Linked DNA regions of Mus musculus: regions 1, 2, 3, 5 and 6 are each linked to region 4. The links are chromatin loops, found by intact Hi-C in ENCODE. Cell type or tissue: left cerebral cortex. All regions are shown on one strand. Region 1 overlaps Lars2 (leucyl-tRNA synthetase, mitochondrial). Region 2 has its middle 4.7 kb from the start of n-TRacg2. Region 3 overlaps Limd1 (LIM domains containing 1). Region 4 holds the start of Tmem158 (transmembrane protein 158). Region 5 holds the start of Gm46137 (a long non-coding RNA gene). Region 6 holds the start of Lars2 (leucyl-tRNA synthetase, mitochondrial).

The links. Hi-C counts contacts between places; a loop is a spot of excess contacts. Peaks named below come from ENCODE experiments on the same cell type or tissue, not always from the same donor. Only the 100,000 strongest peaks of a DNase experiment are listed, where the experiment ranks them.
Region 1: it touches region 4 in a loop (10-fold over the local background); 33 of 42 quality-filtered maps call a loop at or near these places.
Region 2: a loop joins it to region 4, with 5 times the contacts of the local background. A loop is called at or near these places in 24 of 42 quality-filtered maps.
Region 3: a loop joins it to region 4, with 6 times the contacts of the local background. A loop is called at or near these places in 11 of 42 quality-filtered maps.
Region 5: a loop joins it to region 4, with 2.4 times the contacts of the local background. A loop is called at or near these places in 2 of 42 quality-filtered maps.
Region 6: a loop joins it to region 4, with 8 times the contacts of the local background. A loop is called at or near these places in 19 of 42 quality-filtered maps.

Annotation. Positions count from the first base shown.
Region 1 is chr9:123,436,266-123,440,265 of GRCm38, reverse strand. Lars2 (leucyl-tRNA synthetase, mitochondrial) reads right to left here. Exons shown (of 21, transcript NM_153168.3): 12 at 3,866-4,000; 13 at 2,033-2,131. Among named protein-coding and RNA genes, the nearest start is that of Gm40586, 26 kb to the left of the region's middle. In left cerebral cortex, no CTCF peak of the experiment used is centred here; DNase peaks (open chromatin) are centred at 439, 643 and 1,844.
Region 2 is chr9:123,522,836-123,526,835 of GRCm38, reverse strand. No RefSeq gene overlaps it. Among named protein-coding and RNA genes, the nearest start is that of n-TRacg2, 4.7 kb to the left of the region's middle. In left cerebral cortex, CTCF peaks have their summits at 1,504 (motif pointing right) and 2,955 (motif pointing right); DNase peaks (open chromatin) are centred at 1,500 and 3,030; H3K27ac peaks cover 194 bases.
Region 3 is chr9:123,502,670-123,506,669 of GRCm38, reverse strand. The region is part of intron 2 of Limd1 (LIM domains containing 1); the gene reads right to left. Among named protein-coding and RNA genes, the nearest start is that of n-TRacg2, 25 kb to the left of the region's middle. In left cerebral cortex, a CTCF peak has its summit at 2,148 (motif pointing right); DNase peaks (open chromatin) are centred at 2,158, 2,507 and 3,077; H3K27ac peaks cover 1,541 bases.
Region 4 is chr9:123,257,835-123,261,834 of GRCm38, reverse strand. Tmem158 (transmembrane protein 158) reads left to right here and starts at 1,046. Exons shown (of 1, transcript NM_001002267.2): 1 at 1,046-2,778. The coding sequence starts at 1,290. The coding sequence ends at 2,150. In left cerebral cortex, CTCF peaks have their summits at 1,961 (motif pointing left) and 2,889; DNase peaks (open chromatin) are centred at 1,660, 1,919, 2,924, 3,129 and 1 more place; H3K4me3 peaks cover 2,813 bases; H3K27ac peaks cover 2,339 bases.
Region 5 is chr9:123,378,392-123,382,391 of GRCm38, reverse strand. The region is part of intron 3 of Lars2 (leucyl-tRNA synthetase, mitochondrial); the gene reads right to left. It overlaps Gm46137 (a long non-coding RNA gene), which reads right to left and starts at 733. Exons shown (of 2, transcript XR_001779329.1): 1 at 1-733. In left cerebral cortex, no CTCF peak of the experiment used is centred here; a DNase peak (open chromatin) is centred at 2,250.
Region 6 is chr9:123,365,787-123,369,786 of GRCm38, reverse strand. It overlaps Lars2 (leucyl-tRNA synthetase, mitochondrial), which reads right to left and starts at 2,860. Exons shown (of 21, transcript NM_153168.3): 1 at 2,680-2,860. In left cerebral cortex, CTCF peaks have their summits at 1,959 and 3,702; DNase peaks (open chromatin) are centred at 2,107, 2,889 and 3,691; H3K4me3 peaks cover 1,495 bases; H3K27ac peaks cover 1,028 bases.

The sequences.
Region 1 (4,000 bases), 180 kb before region 4:
AAATTTCCAACTACCTTTCCTTTTTCTTTATGAAAAAAAATAGTTTCTTAAAGAAATCCAACTGCTGCTTGGCATTATAGCATAGACCTTTAATCCCCAAACCTGGAAAGCGGAGACAGGCTGATCTCTGTGAGTTTAGTGCCAGCCTGGTCTACATAGCAAGTTCCAGGACAATCATGACTACACAGTGAGGCCCTGTCTCAAATTGAAAAAAAAAAAAAAAAAAAGTAAGTAAATAAATGAATTCAACTGCTGCTCTGGGCAACAGTAAAGCCAAAGTTGAGGGTGGTATTTAGCTCACAAACAAATTCGGGATAAATGATGTTAACTATTCAATTTATGTTCTACCTAGGCCACCGCTCTGGAAGATTCAAGACAATGCTGGATCCGGGGGCAGCATGGCAGGTGATGTGTGAAGCTGTGCTGTTCACAGAAGGGCTATGTAGGGCTCAGGACAGCTGGGACGCAGCCTGAGAAGGGAACCCTCCCTCACACTCCTCTATGGCTCACGTGGAGCTGCTCTCAGGTTCCCAGTCTCCTTGCATCTTTCTGTTTACTCAGGCTCTCACTAATTTCTGAAATGAACACAAATTATGGAACCACAACTCTGCTGCTCAGAACATGGCTTGAGCATCTGTCTAACCAGAAATACGCTACTGTGCTAAATCCAGAATAGGAGAGTGCTTCCTTTGCTTATTTTTGACAAAGATCCTTTGAGCCTCCTGCCTCCTGCCTCAGTCTCCAGTGCCCAGAATGGAAGCCCTTCATATGTGGATAACACAGCTCCAGGGTATTTCTACCATGCTCAAGAGCAACCTGCTAAGGTCTGAAAGCAGTCTGTGTTCCTGGTTCCTACTGCTCTCTTTTCGGTTTCTATCTTGTCCAAGAAACAGACAGAAAAGTCAAACAGCACTTGAAAGTTTATCAAACCAGTGGTCTTAGCCTCAGTTCTCCCTGCACCCCAGGCCTGAACCTTAGCCACTTTTGTTCTTTTAAAGTCAGGGCCTCACTGTGTAGCACCCAGATGCTTGGAACTCAATATTTAAGCAGACGGACCTTGAACTCACAGATATCCACCTGCTTCTGTCTCCTGGGTGAGGGGAGTAAAGACATTATCACACCTGGTTACCTACTCACTTTTAATTCTATTCCTCTCCATCCTTCCTCTTCTTCTCTCTCCCCCTCCCCCACTCCTCTCTTTGACATGGGGTCTTGTATAGCCCAGGCTGGCCTTGATCTCTTGATTTTCCAGTTCTTGCCTCTAGAATGCTGGGACTATACACATGTACCAGCACTCTTGGCTTCCACTCTTACTTCAACTATTTAAAAATGTTTATATTCATTACTGATTTGCACTTTAGGAGATTTATTGACTATGTGTGGTATGAGTCTACACTTCTTAGCTCTCCCCAACACCGTCCTGCCTCTCTTCAGTACACATAAGGCACCCCTACTGTCCCTACCGTTCCATAGTTAGGGTGTTCACATCTTCCTTTAGCTGTGTTTTCAATTTGTATTATAGATGGAATTTACTGGGCTGAGTAATCTAACTTAAAAATTAATATACTCGCATTAAAAGTGCCTTTTCTCTGGCACTTTAAGCTTTTCCAAGCTGAGAGCCTGGCATAAAGTGCACAGCTGACCAACAATAGCCACCACTGTGTTTAGGGGTTACTCTGGCCCAGCCCCTGGTCTCCATCTACTTCCAGGAGAAGAAAAGGAGGGCACCAGCACAAAGGTGCATCTGCCACCTTGGGTTCTGAGTGGGCATGTGCACTGGCATCCTTCCCACAGCCTTGCTGAGGCAGTGAAAGCTTTGCTACGGTGGAGGCTCCTCTGAATCCTCCTCCTCCTAATCCTGTCTCTGGGTGCCAGTTGCACAAACACACAATGTGGGTGTTTTCTCTGCCAGCTCAGCTCCTCTCTGTCCCACCTAGGCACGTTCCCAGCACCTCCCTTGCATATTTAACTCCATCTTGGTTTTGCTTCATGGAAGATGCAAAGTGCTGCTGTTCCACAGTAGGGACATCACCTTTGAGTATTATGAGGGTCAGTGTATCTGAAGTAGTACCACGCAGAATCCACAAAGGTGTCCATGGTGTCCGTCTCTCTCTTTGCTGATCCCTTGCACCTGAGAAAAGAAATTTATCAGTTTGTTTTTTTTTCTAGGTTTCAGTGCAGTTTCCTACCAGCTGTTCTTGTGAGATGTTGGGCCTGCCAATATTTTACTTTGATCAGTGTAAGTTTGAGTGAGGATGCTCTTAGAGAGCAGGGGGAGGAGGAACGGAATCCCCAAAAGGATCTTTCCATTCGCTAAGCACATAACAGCTGCAGTCTGATTTTCAATTTACAAAGGAAAAGAAGGGTTGTGTGTTACATCCCATATCTGTTAAGCAGTCCACACTGGCCTATGAACACTACAGAAGGAATCAGCCCTCCCACCCCACCTCAGGTCAGATGACCAAACCGGGCCTCGCACCTGCACTTTAGTCAGGAGGCCTGGGCACGGTGGAATTCCTCAGGGCGGGAACTGTCAGAGAAGTTCCTAGGGAATCCTGTGTGCCACCAGAGAGGGGTGCCAATCTCCACAGTGGTTCTCTAAAGGAAAGCCAGGTCTTTATGTGGATAGCATCTTACTTCTGACGATGGAAGTAATTGGAAGATAAGGCACCTTCTTTTTCTTGCCCAACTTGGGGAACACGGAGAAGAACAGAGACCCGGAAGCAATTACATCTGAGTGACACTCATTGTGCTCACTTCCACTACTGTCGCCTCGGGCTTGAAGGCAACTATGTGTTACCACTGATACCAAGCCCTGGATGGTCAGGAAGAGGTGCTGGGGCAGATGAAGGGGGCATGAGGTCCTTCACTGGGTTGAGGTCCCTTCATTGGGTTGGGCTAGGTAGGAGCAGTGCAATCTGGGGCAGCAGAATTGGGTCAAAGGTGTTACAGATGCTGCCTCATTGGGCTCCCAGTATGCCAGGGAATTATGAGGCAGACTACACCAAGCTCCACTGTTCTTCAGGAGAGAGTGAGGTTTCGGCCCAATGCCTTAGAATGCAAAAGTAAATATATAAAGAATAGGCGGATTTCTGAGTTCGAGGCCAGCCTGGTCTATAGAGTGAGTTCCAGGACAGCCAGGGCTACACAGAGAAACCCTGTCTCAAACAACCAAAAAAAAAAAAAAAAAAAAAGAAAAGAAAAAGAAAAAAAAGAAGATATTTCTCTGCTGTCCTATTTGGTTGTATTGGCTTGGTGGCTTACAGCCCTAGATGTTTACCAAATTCAATCAGGGAGTAAAGTCAACTCTGAGGCCTGGGTTTTACCCTTCAGAAATTCTGTGGTTCTGTGAAGAAGCCATACTCTCATGCAAGGCTGCAACGTTGTACTGAATGTGAAAACTCCTTCACAAAGGGAAAGAGAAAAGAACTAGCTTGATGCTAGTCAGCTACTGACCTGCTAGAAAAACCCAATGTCACTCTGAAGTGAGGAAAGAGGAGAGAAGGTTGGTATGCCTCAGCAGGGAAAGGAGTGAACACACTACTATCTTCCCCACACTCCTTGGCCATCACAGGCTCTGTCTGTACTGGCCAGCCATGCAGGGAAGAAACACCATTCACACTTCTAGGAAACTCTGTGGAGTAGAAGTGGCAGACAGTGGGGTATGAAGAAAACCTATATTTTCCTTCCATTGGATCAGTGTTTCGGGCCCCTCCATAGTGCCTAGGCCAAATTCTAGACTGTTTCCTCAAAGGTTCCTACATACTTTTGATATTCCTTTTAGGCTAGTGAAGAAGGTAGCATTTAGCATCTAGTGAGGAGAGGATATCCAAGATACCTCAGGGTGCTGGCTGTGGCTCCTTACCTTGGGCAGGAGCAGTTCACCCACTCCAAAGCCGTGGCCAGCGGGGAGCCTCCTCTGCCCGTTAAAGATGCAATGCTGGGCAAAATCACAGGCAAGTCTTGCAGTGGCACAGGCACAGGGCCACAGGCTGGGCAG
Region 2 (4,000 bases), 270 kb before region 4:
TGAGTCTTGTTAACAACACACATATATTGGGCAGTCTTATATAGTGTAGTTGAGCTCCATTTGTTGGGACTCCGTGCACTCCGGCTGATTGGATGCACACGCTGAGGCAGACCCTTGCTGAGGTAAGGCACGTGGAGGACACTTGATGTTTGGAGGGTATAAATAGGACTTGACAGAGTAACTGAAACAGCTTGGCTTGCTGGTACAGCTAGCTGTGTAACACTTGTGGGTTCGAGTCTTTGCTGATCTTTGCTTCCCTGAGAGAGGCACAGCTGAGAACTTCCCTTGATGTTTTTGTTGGTCTCTCCTGTTGACTCAAGTCAAAGCTGAGGTTGGATATCTCTGTTAGGTTGTATCACCATTACTGTTAACCAGACTCTATCAAACTAGACTATTGGTGTATCTATGAAGTGTTTGTGAGTGGATCGAGCTGTCATTATCTGTTAACCTGTGAACTGAACTGTCAATTTTCAGACAACACAGACGGGAGTTGTTCAAAAGAACTTTTCTAAATAGGTCCACTTTTTTTTTTTTTTTTTTTTTTTTTTTGAGACAGGGTTTCTCTGTGCAGTCCTGGCTGTCCTGGAACTCATTCTGTAGCCCAGGCTGGCCTCGAACTCAGAAATCCACCTGCCTCTGCCTCCCAAGTGCTGGGATTACAGGCATGCGCCACCACTGCCCGGTGTGGAGGTCCACTTTTTTAATATCTTTTTTCCCCTACTATCTTTGGTGGGTGGTGGGCTATAAGAGAGGTTAAAAGATTTTAAAACCACCATTAAAAATAAGATTTTAAAAAATTAAAGTTTTATTTCTTCTTGTTGTTATTTCTTCTTTGCACATGACTACTTAACAAACCACAAAGAGCAGCAACCAACAGCATCCAATCCCCAGACAGCATCCAATCCCCAGACAGCAACCAATCCCCAAACAGCATCCAATCTCCAAACAGCAACCTATACCACCTCTCGGGGCCCTAGCATTTACCTCTGAAAAGCCCCTAGAACTTCAAACATCACAGAATTGGAGAAACTATCTGCTGCTGGTAACACCGTGCCTCTGCTAGACCACAAGGCACATAGTCACCTGATAAGAAGCACCCCTAGATCCCCACATCTGTGATTAAAATGAAAACATTCCCATATTTGAGTGGCTTTAAAAAAAAACAAAATTACAAAATTACAAAATTCTTACTACATCCAATTTTTCCAGAAAAGGAAATTAAAGTTTCTTAAGGTCATGAGCTCCTGATTCTAAAGCAGGCCAGATAGAGGCTGAGAGGACTCCCAAAGGACCCCACAGTGGGCAGGAAGGTGGTCGCATGTTTTTAGGTATGTCACTTCATTTCTATCCCTGATTATCCTTCAACTCACCAGGTCTCAGTTCACTGGATAGTTCATCTCTCTTTAAAAAAAAGATAGATCATCATCTTTAAAAAAAAAAAAAAAAATTTAATGTGAGTGCTCTGCTGCATATACATCCTCAGGCCAGAAGAGGGCACCAGATCCCCTTATGGATGGTTTTGAGACATCTTAACCGGCTGAGCCATCTCTCCAGCCCCATCTCTTTTAATAAAATGTTATTTAATTTGTAGCCTGTTTCATAAGGCTTCAGTAAGAGGATACTTCCAGTTGATTAGCCACTGGCCTTCAGAGGGCTCCTTCTCAGGCTCTCTAAACAGGTAAAAACTCAAAAGTTTGGCCTTTCTTCACCAGTTAACTAAGGCTTCCTTGAACATCCAATGAGACTGAACAATGGAGAGTAATTCAGACAGAATTTGGCATTCTCATGTGTGCGCATGTGCACATATGTGCATGTGTGTGCGCGCATGTACACATATGTACATGTGTGTGCATGTGCACATATGTACATGTGTGTGCATGTGCACATATGTACGTGTGTGTGTGTGTATGTGTGTGTGCACATGTGTGCATATGCATGTGAAGGTCAAAGATGAGGTGATTTTTCTCAGTTTATGCCTACCTCATTTTTTTTTTTGGAGTATGTGTATTATAAGTCTGCACCACTTCTAGCATTTTTTTAAATGAATTCTGAGAACCAGACTCAGGTCTTCATCTTATATAAAAGCACTTTACCAACTGAGCCATCTCTCCAGCCCTCTTCTGAGATTTTTTTTAAAGATCAAACTCTAGTTATCAAACAAGCATGTTCAGAATAAGAAATCCTTAAAGGTGAGTAAATTACAAGTTTGCATCTTTAGCCAAATTTCCATGTAGTGCATCTGTCTAACTTACAGATTGCTAGCATCAATACCACCCATTTTGCACTGTAGTATCTGCCTACTAAGTCCCTAGACTTGTGGATCTTCCACTCCACACAACATACTATGCTCTAGCCATTTGTCTTTGAAACTTTCTCATTGGGTGATACATGTATGTAGCATAGCAGTAAAAGAGTCTTAAACTATCTAACACACTTGTGGGAAACCACATTACTCATCTTCCCTAGGAAGTACCACATACCTAAGCTCTTCTGAAGGAGACCTTCACAGTATATGACCCCTGACCTTTTTTTGGCACCCAGATTCCAATCATGTTGCTGCAGGTACACACATGGGTATTCACTTTTAGGGAACTCACTCAGCACTGCCTGAAGGAAAGTCATCATCTAGCCCATGGGTGTTACTTCATTTCCACCAAGCCCCACCCCAGCCCCAAAGAAACTTGTTTTAATCCAAAGTAGGATGAAGAATAGTCCCAGAATGTTTATGTCCTAATACCCAGGATCGATGATTATATTATTGTGCAAAGCAAAAGGGCATTTCAGATTAAGGATCCTGAGATAGGGATATTGTTCTAGATTACCTGGATATGCCCAATGTAATCCCAAAAGTCATTCATTTGATACAAGAAGGGGGCTCAGAGTGTACAGCCCCAGCCACAGATCTAAAAGCCCCTCGAGCTGAAAAACTTGTTTGAACACTTGGTTCCCAGTAGGTGGCGCTGTTTGGGGAAGTTGTGGAACCAGTGGGACTGTGGTCTAGCTAATGGAAGTGGGTCCTTGGGGGCAGCCCTTGAAGGTAATCCAATTCTGGTTCTTCCCCAACACTGCTTTCTGATCAGCTAGGATGGAAAGCGCTTCTGCCTCATGCTTCCACTGCTACTGAATCACCAGTCATCATGCCTTCTCTGTGTCCCTTGAAACCATGAACCCGAATAAACCTCTCCCCCTTACGTTCCTTCTGCCAAGCATTCTGTCACAGCAATGAGAGAAATAATACTGGGGGCAGAATGAGTCTTCCCTAGCATCTCTGAAAGCATCTGTGGGTAACCTGTAGGAGCCATTTCTCCAGAACTATAATACATTTGTGTTCTAAAGTATTTTATTAGAATATAATAGGAACCAATACAAACCCCAACAGAGAGCAGTGACTAGGTCCTCCTCATAGCCTCATGAGAAGGTTTTACAGACAGGCTTTAGTGGAAAATACCATAAAAAATGACTTACACTCCAGCAGCCAGAGGGGTCAAGACATCTCTCTAGATGGCCATCTGGAATGGGCCTGGCCTTGGTCCTACTGTTTACTGGCCACTCACTTTGGAGGGTACTTCCCTTTCGTGTCTACAAGAGGAGGAATGATAAAGAACATAGGGTGTGCAGAATAACGCCCAGTGGAGATATACAGTTACTACTGTTTCAGGCATGGAGCTGAACAGGTTTCTTCTAGTATCTTGGCTCCAAGGTGTTCAAATGCCTGAGGGTGGTTGGTAGATGATGATGATGGTGATGACGATGGTGATATGATACCACTCCTCACTCCAAGTTCCGGGGTGTCATGATGATAGAGTGATATTGACAGTGGTAGAAGCATTTATGAGATGGAAACCAGCATGACTTCTGTGGTGTTTTTTTTTTTCTTTTAAGAATTATTTATTTTATGTATATGAGTAGTTGTCTTCAGACACACCAGAAGAGGGCATCAGATCTCATTACAGATGGTTGTGAGCCACCATGTGGTTGCTGGGATTTGAACTCAGGACCT
Region 3 (4,000 bases), 240 kb before region 4:
TTATCTTGACTCCATGAGGCAGACTTGGCTTTGGGACAAAATAAAAAAAAAAGATCGATAAATATTTACTCAAAGAAGCAACTACATAAAACAGAGTACGTCTAACTGATGAACTGTTATACAGCCTTTTAAACTACCACATAAATAGTGTTTTAATGGTACCAGAAAATGCTTATGCTATAAAAAGAGTCAGAACACATTAGTGAGTGAAGAAAGCAAGCTGGACATGTGTATTTATGGCACAATTCCACTTTGGTAAGTATCACACACCCTACTGATAAATCACAGGGGCGGGGGGTGGGGGTGGGGAAGAGTGGCCAGCAGTGGTGGAAATGTAACAGGTAAAAGCTACTCTCCACTTTATCTGCTTCTAATATACTTGACAAATGGTGTTAGAAATTTCATTTTTCACTTTGTACATTTTTGTTTTGTTTTTAAAAATTATGTATAACAGAAAAATACTTGTTTAACTTAAAAAAAAACTATGTTATTAATTCTAAAAAAACATAAAATAATGTGAAAAGGAAAAAAGAGTAAGATTTAAATGTCTCAGCCATGTAAATAAGACAGTCGCTGGTGACAGTGCCCACGAGTGGACATTCACAGCACCTGCAGAATAGAGGCAGGCTTGCTTTTTTTCTTCTTTCCTTTAGCTCACCAAATGCTTAACAACTAGGCAATGCTGTGATTCCTTTTTTTAAGACCAAATCTTGCCATGTAGCCCAGGTTGGTCCTGAACTCACTATGTAGCCTTGGATGGCCTTGAGTGTACTGATCTCTTTAAAATCACAAGTTGGCTAGACAACTGTTCTTGCTGCCAGCCCTGTGCTGAGAAGTCTTGTGCCCGGACAGGAAGGGTCAGGGAGGAGCTTAGAGGACATGTCTGGTTTTTCTCTATTCTCAGTTTAAACATTAAGCACCCCACCAAAGACCCAAGAGGGTGGAGATGGTTCTGTGCCAAAAACCTTGAGCTTCAGTCCTCACTTCAAGTTAGAAACTATGTACAGCCTTCAAATTATTTGCTTTATCTTGTCAGAGTAAGAAAACCACCTGCTAACTGTCCTTCACATCCTGGGGCCGTGGTATAGTCTTTCTAATTTTAAAGATTTGTTTTTGTTTTTTTAAAGTTTATGAGTACATACTTGTGTATGTATGTTATATGTAGATGCCCAGGGAGGCCAAAGGATATTAGCTCCCCTAGAGCTGAAAGTGCAGGCACTTGTGAGCTGCCTAACACAGGTGCTAAGACAGGAAGGTCACTGGGTGCTCGGAACCCTGACACATCCTTTCAGCCTGGGCTTTGTGTGTTTTAAGGAAGAATGTTCAATCCTGTTGTACATGTTCACTGCTGAGTCTGTCATGTCACCTGACTTCCAGGAAACTCAGTAGTCATTGCTCCTGAAACTCACCTCCTACTCCAGATTTGAGATTGGGGAAGTGATTCACTAGAGTGAAGCAGAAATAGAGCACCTGTCTATCACTATCACTGAACAGAGCAGTAATACCAGACTTGATCACTCCTGGCATTAACATGAAACCATACTTCAAGAACACACTCAACTTTGGCGGTTTCCTTTACTCCCATAAAAATATACATTCCCCCAGTAATAGTATGGAACCCAGAGCTTTGTACAACAGGCAAGTGCTCTACTGCTGAGCTATAATCCCATCAAAACATGATAAATGAGGAATCCTAGTCTCATCCAGGTAGCAAGTGAACAGCTTCACCTGATTCTGAAGGCGTCTAACCAGCTGCTTCTCTAGGCTACCTACCCCACAGTCCTAATTCTGGTAGGGCATTAACCTATATTCTCCCTTCCTCAGTGGATGCAAATGAAGCTTTCACTAGTTACAGAAGTCTTTACACACTGGGTTCTTTGTTACATACTGTCATAGGTAAGTGTAATCAGAATTCTCTAACAGCACATATTTGGATAAAGCAAGACTGTCTCTAACTCATACCTGGAGGCAAGCTAAAACTGCTACCTGTTTAGAGAAAGGAGGCACGAAGGGAGAAAGCCAGGAAACACCAGCCTGGAGAGCAGGGAAGCAGAGAATGCTTGATTCAGGCTCAGTCACTCCCCAGGGGGCAGGAAAAACAGACACAGACTCACCTAGACCATAGATGCTCATTGGCTAGAGCACAGAGCTACCACTAGGTGGTGCTAAACCAAGGCAAGAGCAGGACAGACTGAGGCAATCAATCCGTCCCAATGAGAGCCCCAAACTGGCACAGGGTGTTTAGGAAGTAGCATAGATTATCTCATTAATCTTGCTATAATGCAACCTTCCACTGTAGGCATTTGAGCCTAACTTACTGCATCTTCACTAAGTCTGCCTTTGCTGATGGGTAAATAAATACTAAAGAAGTCAAACTTAAAGGCTGGAGTTGAAAATATTAGAGTTAAGAATCAAATACAGGTCTTCCTTGGGCAAAGTCAGCAGTCTCTTCACAATACACAATCTCTCCGTTTCTGTTCCGTAAGATTGCTCTCTCAGAGAGTATGGAACACGGTGGAGGAGCAGGTAGCTACTGCCATGTGTGGCTATCAACACATGAATTTAACTAAAGTAACTTTAATGGTTCAAAGTATATTCCAAGTAATGGATGGCCACTGAGACCACAATTTTAGGACATCTATATTGTCACACAAAATGATTCCTAATCTACTTCTTCAAGCAGCCTTTGCCAGGGACATTTTCCTCAGTACTGGGGGTGGACCCAAACTGTCTGGGGTGATTATATAAGGCCTTACCTACTTTCTCCCTTTTAGCCTGTTCCAGAAAGTGCCAAAGGGAACCCCACACGATTGTCACAAGTCAGCACACTCCTTTCTTCTCATTCCAACCCCAGCACCACCAGAAGAGAATGCTCAGCCAAGTTTCTCGACAGTGTGAGCCAGCATTGCCTAGGCTGCTCCTGCTTTCTCATTAGGGAGAACCAACAGCTTTCTAAGAGCATCCTGTTGGGGACATAGCCACCACAGGTGGGTAGGGCATGAGCAAGGAAAAGTAAGACCACAGCACATGTGTCCATGGCAACCAAACACTCAAGGGCTGAGGAATTCATCAAGAAACAAGAGAGCTCGAACAACCCACATAGATGTTCACACTTCCACTCCCTGAACGCAGTTTCTGGGAATAAATGCCAAGGAAACAGCTCAGTGATTTGGGTTTTTTGTTTTGTTTTTTCAGAAAAAAGCAACTGAATAAAGACATTTAATAACTCATAAGCCAGACTGTGCAGTGACTAAGTGGGTTACCATGTGAGCACTGGTGCAATTACAGCTGCTAAGTAAATGAGGAAGCACTGTAAATGTATTCTGGTCCCAACTCTAAAATGTGTACAGATTTGGATAAAAAAGGAGGGGAAACACCAAAATGAAGACAGATGCACTACAAGGCGAAAGCAATAGGCTTCTTCTGTCTTTAGATTGCTCTTTGTGGCTATCGTGTGGTTCTCATATCTAAAATGAGCTAAACACAGCTACTCATCAAGGGGTGGGTGAGTGAGCAGACCATGTGAGAGCCTGTTATAGTGCCCACACCTAGAAAGACAAAGGTCTGCCTTGGTCCTGCTGAGACGCCTTATGTAGCTTCCTAAACACAAAGTAGGTGAGAGTGAGTCTGCTGCCAGCCTCTCATGTCTACAGAGATATGAGGCATCCTGACCAATGCTCAGAAGAGACAACTGTACATGCCGTGGCTCCTGGATTGCTTCTCAGTCTCCTCCAATTGGCACTGTGGTCCTCTGACTCATTCCTTTAATGTTAGGACAAGGATGCAGCAAGGTGGCCCTTTTGACACATTATCTTCAGTTTTCAGTCTGTTTTCTATGCTATAACTGGATAGCACAATCTGAATAATGTATAAAGAAAAAAGGTTACTCAGTTCACAATTCTAAATGTCCCAGGTGGGAAGGCCATATCTAATGAGGGTCCTCTTGCTAAAGGGGACTTTGCAGAGGCCAGAGGTAGCACAAGGCATCTCAGAATGATAG
Region 4 (4,000 bases):
CTGTTTCAAGCCATTTTAGGGGTCAGTTGACATTAGTTTCCAAGTGTGAGGCCAGAAAACAAGGGAAGTGCAGTTTGCTCCTTTTTGTGATGGGGATTGAACCCTGGGCTTGCTAGGACACTAGGAAAGCACCCTTCCAACTGAGCTGCCTCTTCTTCCCAAGAACGTTTTTTGTTCTTTACAGAAAGCATCTTTCTGTGTAGCCCAGGCTGTCCTCAAACTCATAATTCTCCTCACCACCTTAGTACTGGATTTTGTTTATTTGAGACAGGTTTTCAGGTAGCCCAGGCTGGCCTCTCCAAGGAACTTGGACTCTGGATTCTCACTTGGGATTACAGACTTGTACCATCAAGCTCAGGACTCAGGTAGGCTTCTTAATATAAATTGTATCCTATTAAATTACTCTTGACAACTCCACCTCTCCACAATATACATCCCGGAAGACTGATATTCATGGACTCTAACATACAAATTTTTTGTGTCTATGTGCACACTAGACTGCAGGTGTCCTCAAGCATCCGACCTGTGGGATTTGCATTCCCATTGCCCCAACCAACACCAAAACTTCAGAATTTTGAGGATTTTTTTATGAGTTCTCTTCCTGTAAAACAAAACAACGAAACAAAAACAAAACAAAAAACAAAACAACAACAACAACAAAAAAACCCATATGTATCTATTGTGGTGAAGACACATTAAAACCAGCCAGACTCCAGATCTGAATTTCTGAACTCAGCAGAAAGGTACAAGAGTCCTGTCTCTGGCTCCTGAGGTAGCCCGGAGACTTTCTCCCTTCTTAGTTTCTCCTAAGCAGAAAGGAGGTACTGATTAGCTCTCCTGGGGGCGTGACAGAGGGACTGTCTGGGCTCCGGGACTCGCTCTGGGCTTCCCGCCCTCGGGGGTCCCCTCGCTCCGCCTCCACGCACCGCCCTGTCGCTCAGGTCTTCAGTTCCCGCCCCTGCGAGTGGAGCCCCGCCCTCCCAATTCCCCGCACCCGGTGAGCCGGGGGCGGGGCGCGCGGAAGGCGGAGCCGAGCAGGGGAATCCTCTCTCGTTTCGCCGCGAGCCAGCAGAGCCTCCTGGCCGTCCAAGGGCCCCAGCTCTGGGGGCAGCGGAACCTCGACGAGCGGAGTCTGAAGAGGCCATCGCGGCCCGTGAGCCGGTGTCGTCCCAATACACTGGCAGAGTTCCGCCTCGGCCTTCCAGGCCCCGCGGTTCCCTCACCGGACGGTCGCCTGCGCGCCATGCAGCCGCCGCCTGCCCCGCGCGCGTAGGCGCTCGCCACAGGCCATGCTGCCCCTTCTCGCCGCGCTACTGGCCGCCGCCTGCCAGCTGCCGCCGGCGCACGGCGGGGCCACGGATGCGCCCGGCCTTGCAGGGACGCCCCCAAACGCCTCGGCCAATGCGTCCTTCACCAACGAACACTCCACCCCGCGTCTGCTGGCATCGGCGGCATCGGCGCCCCCAGAGCGCGCGGGCCCAGAGGAGGCTCCGGCGGCGCCCTGCAACATCAGCGTGCAACGACAGATGCTGAGCTCGCTGCTCGTGCGCTGGGGCCGCCCGCGGGGCTTGCAGTGCGACCTGCTGCTCTTCTCTACCAACGCGCACGGCCGCGCCTTCTTCGCCGCCGCCTTCCACCGCGTCGGGCCACCACTGCTCATCGAGCATCTGGGGCTGGCGGCGGGCGGCGCGCAGCAAGACCTGCGCCTGTGCGTGGGCTGCGGCTGGGTGCGCGGCCGCCTGCGGGCTCCCGCCGGGGCTCCCACCGCGCTGCCTGCCTACCCGGCGGCCGAGCCGGGGCCGCTGTGGCTGCAGGGCGAGCCTCGTCACTTCTGCTGCCTGGACTTCAGCCTGGAGGAGCTGCAGGGCGAGCCGGGCTGGCGGCTGAACCGCAAGCCCATCGAGTCTACGCTGGTGGCCTGCTTCATGACCCTGGTCATCGTGGTGTGGAGCGTGGCCGCCCTCATCTGGCCGGTGCCCATCATTGCCGGCTTCCTGCCCAACGGCATGGAGCAGCGCCGGACCACCGCCGGCGCCCCCGCGGCCGCTCCTGCAGCCGTACCCGCGGGGACTACCGCCGCTGCCGCCGCCGCTGCTGCAGCTGCTGCTGCTGCTGCCGCGGCTGTCACCTCGGGGGTGGCTCCTAAGTGACCCCCTCCGCCCCGCGTCCGCGCTGTGTAAGCGCTCGCACGCGCCTTCCTCACCGGAGACGGGGCAGGTGCGCTTCGTGCTGTCCTTATTGTTCATCCTTTTCCCGGGAGGGGACCGCAGAGAGGCACAAATGAGGTGGGAAAGTGGGGTTTGTGCTGAGGTTCTGGTTCGGAAGAGCAGGGGCAAGCTCTCGGGCTGAAGGGTGGGATCCACGCGTGGCTCGAGGACACAAGGGAAACCGGCTCTTTCCCCTGCGGCACCCCCTCCCTGCGCCCACATGCCCTTTATTTATGGCAGAAAGTGACCAGATCCTGTGTATTTGTTTTATATATTTAATAACTGTTTTAAATGAAAGTTTTAGTAAAAAAAAATACAAAACAAAAAGATTCAACTGCTAAAGCTGTGGTAACAGGAGCTCTTTGTATCTGAATGTAGTTGTATTTGAAGCTTCTTGTTTGTTTTTTTAAAGGGGGGGACGAGGGAAGATTTGACACGGATTTATTGTAATTGCTTACAAAAGAACTTTATGAATCTTTTCCAAGTCGATCTATTCAGTGACATGGCCTGGTGGGCGTTTCTTCTTGTATTAATGTGGTTTTCTGGCTTTTAATACAGACATTTTCCTCCAGAAATGTGTATGTTTCCTTTATTTGCTTTTGGGAGAGGGATCCAAGACGCAAATGAATCATGAAGAAATTCCTGAAAAGAGGGGCGCCATCTGTCTTCCTGGCTGAGACAGGTGAAATCGCTTTCAGAATGGTTCCGATGGGGATTGCTAATCAGTTCACTGGGCCCCAGACACGTACGTCCTTTCTACAGAGCACAGGTTCACAGCGCTTGGCATAGTTTGTTTTCACATGGTGCCCCAGGAAAATCAATAAATAGTTCTGTGAGCCAAGTGTCTTTCACAGAACCACCTCGGTAGGTGTGGTGAATATACAGTATATATACATGTTCTTGTGTGTGCCCACTCACTCCTGAATGCATTTGTGTGGGGGAGTCAGAGTCAAGTGCCTTCTCCAGTTACTCTCCACCTTAGTTTTTATCTTGGTCTGTCTCTAAACACCAAGCAGGTAGATTCAGCTAGACTGGCTGGCCAGCGTCCTCCTGTCCCTGTCTCCCCAGTACCGAGATTATAAGCATACACCACTAAGATTGGCTTTTCACATGCATGTTGGAGATCTGAACTCAGGTCCTCCTGCTTAAGTACCGGGCACTTTTACTGAGCCATCTTCCCAGACCTGAAAATGGCTGATTGTAAGACATAGATTACATTCTGTTTGGTAAGTTAAGCAGGTGGCATGTTTCAAATGCTAGTATCAAATTCTGAGATGTTTATTTAGCATTAACAAGTTCTTGGTAAAAGGTAACCAATAGCTGTAACTCTGTGTTTCTGTGGTAGAACCTGTCTGCTACGTGGTAGATTCAGATTCTTTGAGTTATCTGCAGAGCAAAGATCTTTCTCAGCTTAACACAAAAGTAAATTTAAGGCATTTAAGTACTGTAATTCCAGTACTAGGGAATCTGACCGCAGTTGAAGGCTGCCCTGGATTACATAATGAGACCCTGTCAAAATAAAATAAAGATGTATTCCTTTGCTCCATCTCATTCATACCTGCTTTTGAAACATTAAACTTGCTCTAGAGCCATAGTTCTCAAAATACGGGCCCGCAGCATCAGCATCAAACTGGAGATGGACTCACTTAAGGCCACAGAAGTGGGAATCCAGAAAGGTAAAACTCCCTAAGGGATTCAGGTGTATTTCAAGTTTGTGATGTGCTGTGTGTTTGCAGAAGGGAATCTTTAGCTGCATGGCATCTCTGTTTATCTTGAGGCCTCTATCAAGTAAG
Region 5 (4,000 bases), 120 kb before region 4:
GTAATGAAGCTGGTGGTCAAGGGCCGTTTGTTGATCAAGTTAATTAACACAAGAATCCATTCACTCTTGTCTGGCTGTCCCAGAGCAGGTTCTCCCTCCTGTTTTGTATCAAGGACTATTTAGGGACCAGTACTGACATATGACAGCTTATAGAACCAGCAAGGTCATCCAGCAAGCCTTCTTGTATATGCTTCCTGTTGCTTTCTGAGAAACTGTCTTGCTGCATAGCCAAGTCTGGCTGGCCCCAAATTCCATCCTCCTGCCTCAGCCTCCCAAATGCTGGGCTTATAGACATGTGCTACCTCATCCATTGCCAACACTGTTGGCAAAAGAAAAGAGAGAGAGAGAGAGAGAGAGAGAGAGAGAGAGAGATGTCTATTTCTCATTCCACATTGATTCCACTTTTAAAACAGCCTGATGAGTTTTCACCAAATTTGGAACTGCACATACAATGATCTGACTTAAACAGGAGCTATCAAGATAAATATTTTCTGGGTAGAGATAGCTAGAGAGATAGCTCAGCAGTCAATAGCATTGGCTCTTCTTCCAGAAGAGCTAGGTTCAAGTTCCAGCACCTACATGGCAGCTCACAACCCTATCTAGTTTCAGTTCCAAGGGATCTAATATTCTCGTCTGGCCTCTGAATGCAACAGGCATATAAGTGGTGCATATCATGGTAAGTGCAGGCAAAACATCTGCACACATTAAAAAACAACAATAATAAAATAATTCCAAAATAAAATTTCTTAAACAAAGTAGCTGGGCCAGGCATGGTGATGCATGTCTTTAATCCCAGCACTTGGGAGGCAGAGGCAGGTGGATCTCTGTGAGTTCAAAGCAAGCCTGGTCTATAAAACGAGTCTAGGACAGCCAGGGCTATTACACAGAGAAACCCTGTCTTGAAAAACCAGAGAGAGTGTCTGAAGCACACGGGGAAAGGACAACCCAGCACACCTGCTCACTGTAGGAAATGGCTATTTTTGGTTGTCACCTTGACAACATCTGGAATTAACTAATCCAAGTGACTTCACACACCTGTGAGGAAATTGTCTTAATTAAATCATTTGAAGAGGGAAAACCCACCTTTAGTCCACATCGTTTGAGGTGGGAAGATCCACCTTTAATCCGGGCCACATCTTCTTCGGGCAGCCCACATAAATAAAGGACATGGAAGAAGGAAGCTTTGCTCTTTGCCTGCCTTGTTGTTGATGGCAAGTCCATTCTTTCACTGGCATTAAAGCCTGTTTCTTCAGGATTCTAGCATATATTAAAGACGTCCGGACTGGTGGGCTGAACAACAACTACTGGATTCTTGGACTTTCTGTTAGCAGACAGCCATTGTTGGACTAGGTGGACCACAACCTGGAAGCCATTCTAATAAATCTCAATCTCCAATCTCTCTCTCTCTCTCCTTCCCTCCCTCTCTCCCTCTCCCTCTCTTCCCCCCTTTCTTTCTATATACACATTTATTCAATCAGTTCTGTTCCTGTTTCTCTAGGGATCACTGACATTAACCCAAATAATGTCACATAATTACAAGTAACAGCATCATATTCAAGGCTCAGACTCAGCCAGTGGGCAAGCAGAAGGCATCACTGGCCACAGTGAGCGGCAGCAGCTTCACTAAGGCAGCTCTGAAGCCTGCTCCCAGTAGAAGACTACAGGAACTTCTTGATTAAATGGAGCTAATTCACTTTCCTGAGCAGCTCAGAGCAAATCAATCAGTATAAATCATAATTACAGCTATCATTGATTAAGGGATGTATTATGCACCAGACACGTGGCATATGCACTACCTAATGTGACCTCATAGCAACCTGAGGAGAAATCAGCCCCAGTGTCTTCTTCCCTCCCTCCCTTCTCCCCCTCTCCCTTTCTACCTTCCTCTTTCTCTCACTCTCTCTCTCCTTTCTTCTCCAGGGCCTAGATGCTCACCTATGCGCTAGGTAAGCCCTCTGCTGCTGCCCTATATCCAAAGCCATTCCTTTAGAGCAAATGAGGCAAGTGGGAGTCTGAGAGGCTACGTGACTATGCAGGGTCCCTCAGTTAGGAAGTAGCAGAACAGGGGTCAAACCAACGCTATCTGCTCTGACTTTGGGCTTCAGCTATGGGAGAAGACACCCCCTTATTTTATGGCCCTGAGCTGCCTCAAGGCTCTGATTCCTCATGTACATCTTCTGTTAACATCTCATCCTATCCAAGACAACTTGACTCCCACATATACCCCCCTCACTTACCTAACTGCTGGCAGGCTTCCCTATACTCTGGCACCAATAATATGATTTTGCTCAAATGCTCCAGCTTAGCAATGTGTCTGAAGCCTGCATACACTGATGGTATGTACTGATGGTATACACTTAAGGTGGCTTTTTAAAAAGACAAATATAGTTGAAAGTTAGTTACAGAATTTCACTTTACAGAGCCAGGGTGTAGCTCAGTGATAGCATACATTTCCAGCATGTGCAATATTCTGGGTTATATACTTGGGAATGAAGAGGGAGGGAGAGACTGTACTTTAGGCAAAGTGCCAATTAATTCGGTCCTGGGTTTGTTGTTGTTGGGTTTTTTTTCCTTTTCTTTTTAAGATTTAAATTTTTGTTTTTGTTTATGTGTATGAGTGTATTTCCACTGCTCAGGAAAGTGAATTAGCTCCATTTAATCAAGAAGTTCCTGTAGTCTTCTACTGGGAGCAGGCTTCAGGGCTGCCTTAGCGAAGCTGCTGCCGCTCACTGTGGCCAGTGCTGCCTTCTGCTTGCCCACTGGCTGAGTCTGGGCCTTGAATATGATGCTGTTACTCGTAAGTATGTGACACTATTTGGGTTAATGTCAGTGATCCAATGCACAGGAACCAGTGAAGGCAAGAAGGTGCCTCGTTTTCTAGACCTGGAGTTACAGCTACATGAGTTCTGAGATCTGCAAGAACTGCCAGTGCTCTAAATTGCTGAGCTACCATTCCAGCCTGAGCCGCCTCTTTTTAGGAAATGGTATGAAACAGTGTCTGAAAAAAAGTATCTTTCCTAAACCAGGACGACGACAACAAATAACCTTTCAATTTCGTAGAAACCTCAGTTCAGCAATATAAACTATTAATTCTCAAGTGATGAACATTGATAGCACGACCTTGTGGTTTTTATAGGATACTTCTGCCAACCAAAAAATGTTCACCAGTTGTCTCAAGAGACTTATTAACCTTCCTAGAGACCTAGGAAGTGCAAGATGCCACCTGCACAGGGCCTGGCAGGTTCATAAGAGCAATGGCCAGTATTGTCCCAGTTTGGTGCGAGGCATGACAGCATCTCTGTCGTCCTAGAATTCAGGAGCTAGAGGCAGATCATCCTTGATTCCCAAGCCAAGCCTAGCCTTGAACTCCTCATTCTCCTCCTCAACCTTCAACCACAGGGATTACACGAGTATGTTACTACACACAGCTTTATAGTTTGGGTCACAAATGTATCCAAAGGCCCATGTGTTATTAAAGAACTTATCCCCAGGGTGGTGCTACTGGATAATACTGGATAATACTGGATAATGGTAGGATCTTCAAGAGGAAGGGGCTATCTGGGCCAGGTGACACAAGACTCCTGGCTACTCCAGAGCCTGAGACAGAAGGATTTTAAGTTCAAGGCCAGTCTAGACAACTTAGTGAAACCCTGCCTCAAACTAAAATTAGGAAGAGGAGCTAAGGATGTAGCTGAGTGATGGAGCCCTTGCCTAGTAAATGTGAAGCCCTGGGTTTAATCTCCCTATAGCACTCACCGTAAGAGTCAGGGTCTAATGAGACGTCTTTGGATCATGAGGGGTGTGTCCTTGAAGGAAATCCTGGGAACCCTGACCCCTCTCTATTACTTCCTAGCCATGGGTTAGCAGTTGTGCTCTGCCGGGCAGTGGTGGCACACACTTTAATCCCAGCACTTGGGAGGCAGAGGCAGGCGGATTTCTGAGTTCGAGGCCAGCCTGGTCTACAGAGTGAGCTCCAGAACATCCAGGGCTACACAGAGAA
Region 6 (4,000 bases), 110 kb before region 4:
AAGACCCCTGGAGCTTGTTGACCACCTATGTTAGCCAATTACTGTTTCAGTTTCAGTGAAAAACTAATGTAGAGAGAGAGATAAAAGACATCTAACACTGGGGAGCTGGAAAGATGGCTTATTTTACAAGAGTACTACAGCTCCTACAGAGCACTCCCAGGGCAGCTCAAACAATCTATACCTCCAATTTAAGGGATCTGATGTCTCCTGACCTCCAAGGGTTTCTGCACACATATGATACACAGACATGAACTCAGGCACATACAAAAAGACACATAAAAGAATTAATTAAATAAATATAATTTTTAAACGTCAAACATTGACCTTTGGGCTCCAATGTGTGTACTTATGTATACACATATGTACATCCAAATGAAAACAAAAATAACAGAATATCACTATATAGCCCAGGCTAGCCTCTAATTTTGTTCTTTTGCCTCAGCCTCCTCATGGGATTACATGTGCACCACCACAACTCTGAAAATGATTGATTGCTCAATGTATTTGAGAAAAATTTAAATTAGGGCTCCAACGCAAGCCATAAACTGGCATAAATCCCACTGTTTTGAAGGGATGTGGGAATTTGAGACAGGGTTTCATCTAGCTCAGGCTGTCTTTGAACTAGCATTGCAGACAAAGATGACCTTGAACTCCTGATATCCCTGCTTCTGCCTTCCAAATGTTAGGCTTACAGGCACCACAAACCATCAAACTTAGTTAATAGGAATTTTTTAAAGTACCACAATTAATCGGTCTTACTCCAAAACCATGAAATATCTATATACCAAAAATGTGTAAGTTGGTGGGGTGAAACATGTTGGTAATCACAGCACTAAGGAGGCTGTGACAAGAGGATCTTAAGTCCAAGGCCAGCCTGAGTTACACAGGTACACAGTGAGATCCTGTCTTAAAGAAAAGAAAGAAAAAGTTTGAACAAATTGCTAAAGAGTAAACAATTTGCTGAAGAAAAGTATTTGTTCCAAACTACAATGACAAAAGGTTATACAACTCCATAAAGAGTTCACATATGAGGAAAGAACCCCAAAAACATGTTTAAAATAGGCAAAGATATAAGCATGGAAGTATATCGCAGTGGTAGAACACTTGCTTTGCAAGTCTAAAACTCTGGATTCAATCCACAGCACCAGAAAAGGGGGATTGGTGCCCCAAGTGAGGGATAAGACAGAGGACAAAAGCTAAGAAACATGAAAAAAAAATCAACTTTACAACTAATCAAAGAAATAAATACAATTAAATATCTTGCTTATAGTTTTAATGAAAACAATTATGTGTATACACTATTGGTAGATGCAAATTAAGAACACCTCTGAAGCAATTTGGCAATGTATGTATGCCAGAGGAGTTAAGAAACTGTGATGTCTCACACCTGGAATGCCAGTAGCTTGAGAGGCTGAGGTAGGAGGACTGTCAAGAGTTCCAGTACAACCTGGGCTACCATGAGCTGTAGGGAAGCCTGGGCTATACAGCGAGACTCTGTCTTTAAACAAACAAATAAAGAAGAGGCAGGAAAGATGGCACAGCAGTTAAGAGAGCACACCGCTCTTGTACAGGATCCCCGTTTGGTCCCCAGCACTCACAGTGGGTGACTCACAATGCCTATGATTCCAGCTTCAGGAAGATCTGATGCCTCTGGCCTATATGGGCACCCACACTCACACACACACACAATTAAAAACAAGTCTTAAAACAAAAGCAGATTTGTTAAGAAAATCCAAAGACTAGATATATAAAACAGATGCTCAGCACATCAGTTCAATACCCAGCACCAAAAACAAAATAAAACAAGTAAATACTGTAAATGTGGGGGCTGGAGATATAGCTTAGTGGTAGAGTAATTCCCTGACACTGTTTGAGGCCATTGGTTCCATCCTGAGCAATGCAAAATAAAAAATAAAAATAAACCCCAAACCCTTAGGCATAGGTCCAAGATCACCCTCAGACTCTCCACTAGGGGAAGAGACTAAGAACAAATTGTCTGTGCTCATGCCTATGAATTTACAGAACTTTTAGATTTCAACCATCTTCTGTTCTTTTTTTACTTACTAGGCACAGCTCTGGGCCATTTCAAGTACCTGTCTACTGAAGTCTTAATAGGCATTGCCTCTTCCTGGCATCAAAAGCAGCCATTTTAGCAGAGGTTGGTGTGGATACAAACAAAACGAGTAAGTTAACACACACCTCACCCCAACAAACATGTCTTCTAAAAACACAAATGTCAGCAGACATGTCTTGTAAAATACTAATGTTAAACACACACACACACACACACGCTACTTCTAATTTCCTGCAGGATCTCAGGCAAGTTATTTCGTATCTGGAACTCCACCTTCTCTGTAAGCTGTGAGCCTGTTAAGATCCAGGCGACTTGTGAAGACCTGCGGGTCCTAATTAATACTGTGGGTCCCCCAAAGATGTAGTACTGATGGTCCTTTTCTGGGTCCAAACCCCCAACCCCGAAGAGAAGATCCAGGCACCCGGGGGGAGGTGAGTAGTAGAGGAGAATTCGAATACAAAGCCATGTGAAGATGTGCGTTCTCCGAGCAAGAGTCCGGAGCTGTCAACAGGGTCCATGGCTGAAAGAGCCTATAGACTAGAATCTCGGAGCTTTTCCCATTTTGTCAAACTCCAAGGTCCCGGGACTCCCGAGCCTGTCCGCACCTTCAGCTCCGGGGGCTAAGCGGGGCTTGTCTCTCGTCTTCCTGAGCCCCAGGCGGGGCTTTCTGCGCTCAGGCTCTGTCTGGCCAGCTGCTACCTTCTGCCTCGTTCCCCAAGCATTACACGAGCAAGACCCAGCCAGTCACTCTGGGCGCCGCCATGTTGGCAAAACAACAACTTTATCGAAAGGGGAGGCCGCGGACACAGACAGGAGAGGCGGAGCCAAGAGGGAAAGGCGAGATGCGGGAGAGACAGCGCTGACTCCGCCCCCAAGCTGCTCGCCCAGGGCTGACCCCGCCCAGGCCTCGCCCTCTACGCCTGCTATCGGTACAAATTCTGCTTACCGGATTGTCCCGGTCTTACAATTAGAACAGAAACGAGGGAGATGCTAAAGGATGAAGTGACAGGTGGTTAAAAGAGCTCTGGGGTGGTTCAAGGCCAGGGTTTGAATCTCAGCGTCACAGAAGCTGCTACTGGGCTGGCTTGTCTGACTTTTTGATCCATTATGGGCCTGGTGAGGATTGAAGCACTTTTCATCCATCATATCAGGTGATCTTCTAGCCCCAGGAGGAGAATTACCTAGCCCGGAGTAGAGCGGGGAACAAAATGTACTGACAGGAAAACAAGCTGTCTGACCTCCTTCCTTATGGGGTTAATGTGCCCCATCGCCCAGCACGCACTGCATGGAGCAAGAGCTTCTTGCCTTGTAATAAATCAAGGAATTGCAAAGGAACAATGGTGTAATTACACTCTATCTTTTAAAGGAAGAATCTTTTTAAGGCCACATGTGAGAAGTGTACTGAGATTTGCAAATAGTGCAAAATGGTTGCTATCCAGTAATAGCGGGGGGGTGGGGGGGGAGGGGGGAAACAATGTCTGAGTGCCATCTCTTCCTACAGGGCTAAAATCAATTGTAGCTTCACAGACAATCCATCCCGTCACTGTATGTATAATCTCCATCTTAGTTTCTGTCCTTACATGGGTCAATGCAGTCCATAAGGAGACCAGCAGGGGTGTACACTCCTACAGAATAAAACTTCATTCTGTGTGCCACCCAGGAAACATAGGAAGCTTTTGTCCATTTCCAAGACTTCAACGACGACAACAAAAACAGTCTCCTGATCATTTAAAGCTCAAAACACCAGGTTGTTCTAGACCAGCATCAAACCTCACCTGGAAACCAATTCTGTGCCACCATTGCCCTGATACAGTTCACACTAGGTTTCCACTGCACTGGCTTCCCATCCCCCACCCCCAGAAGTGCCCTCCTTCAATTTCAGCTGACTCTCCCCATACTCTTTCCCCCCACACAACCCCCTCCCAT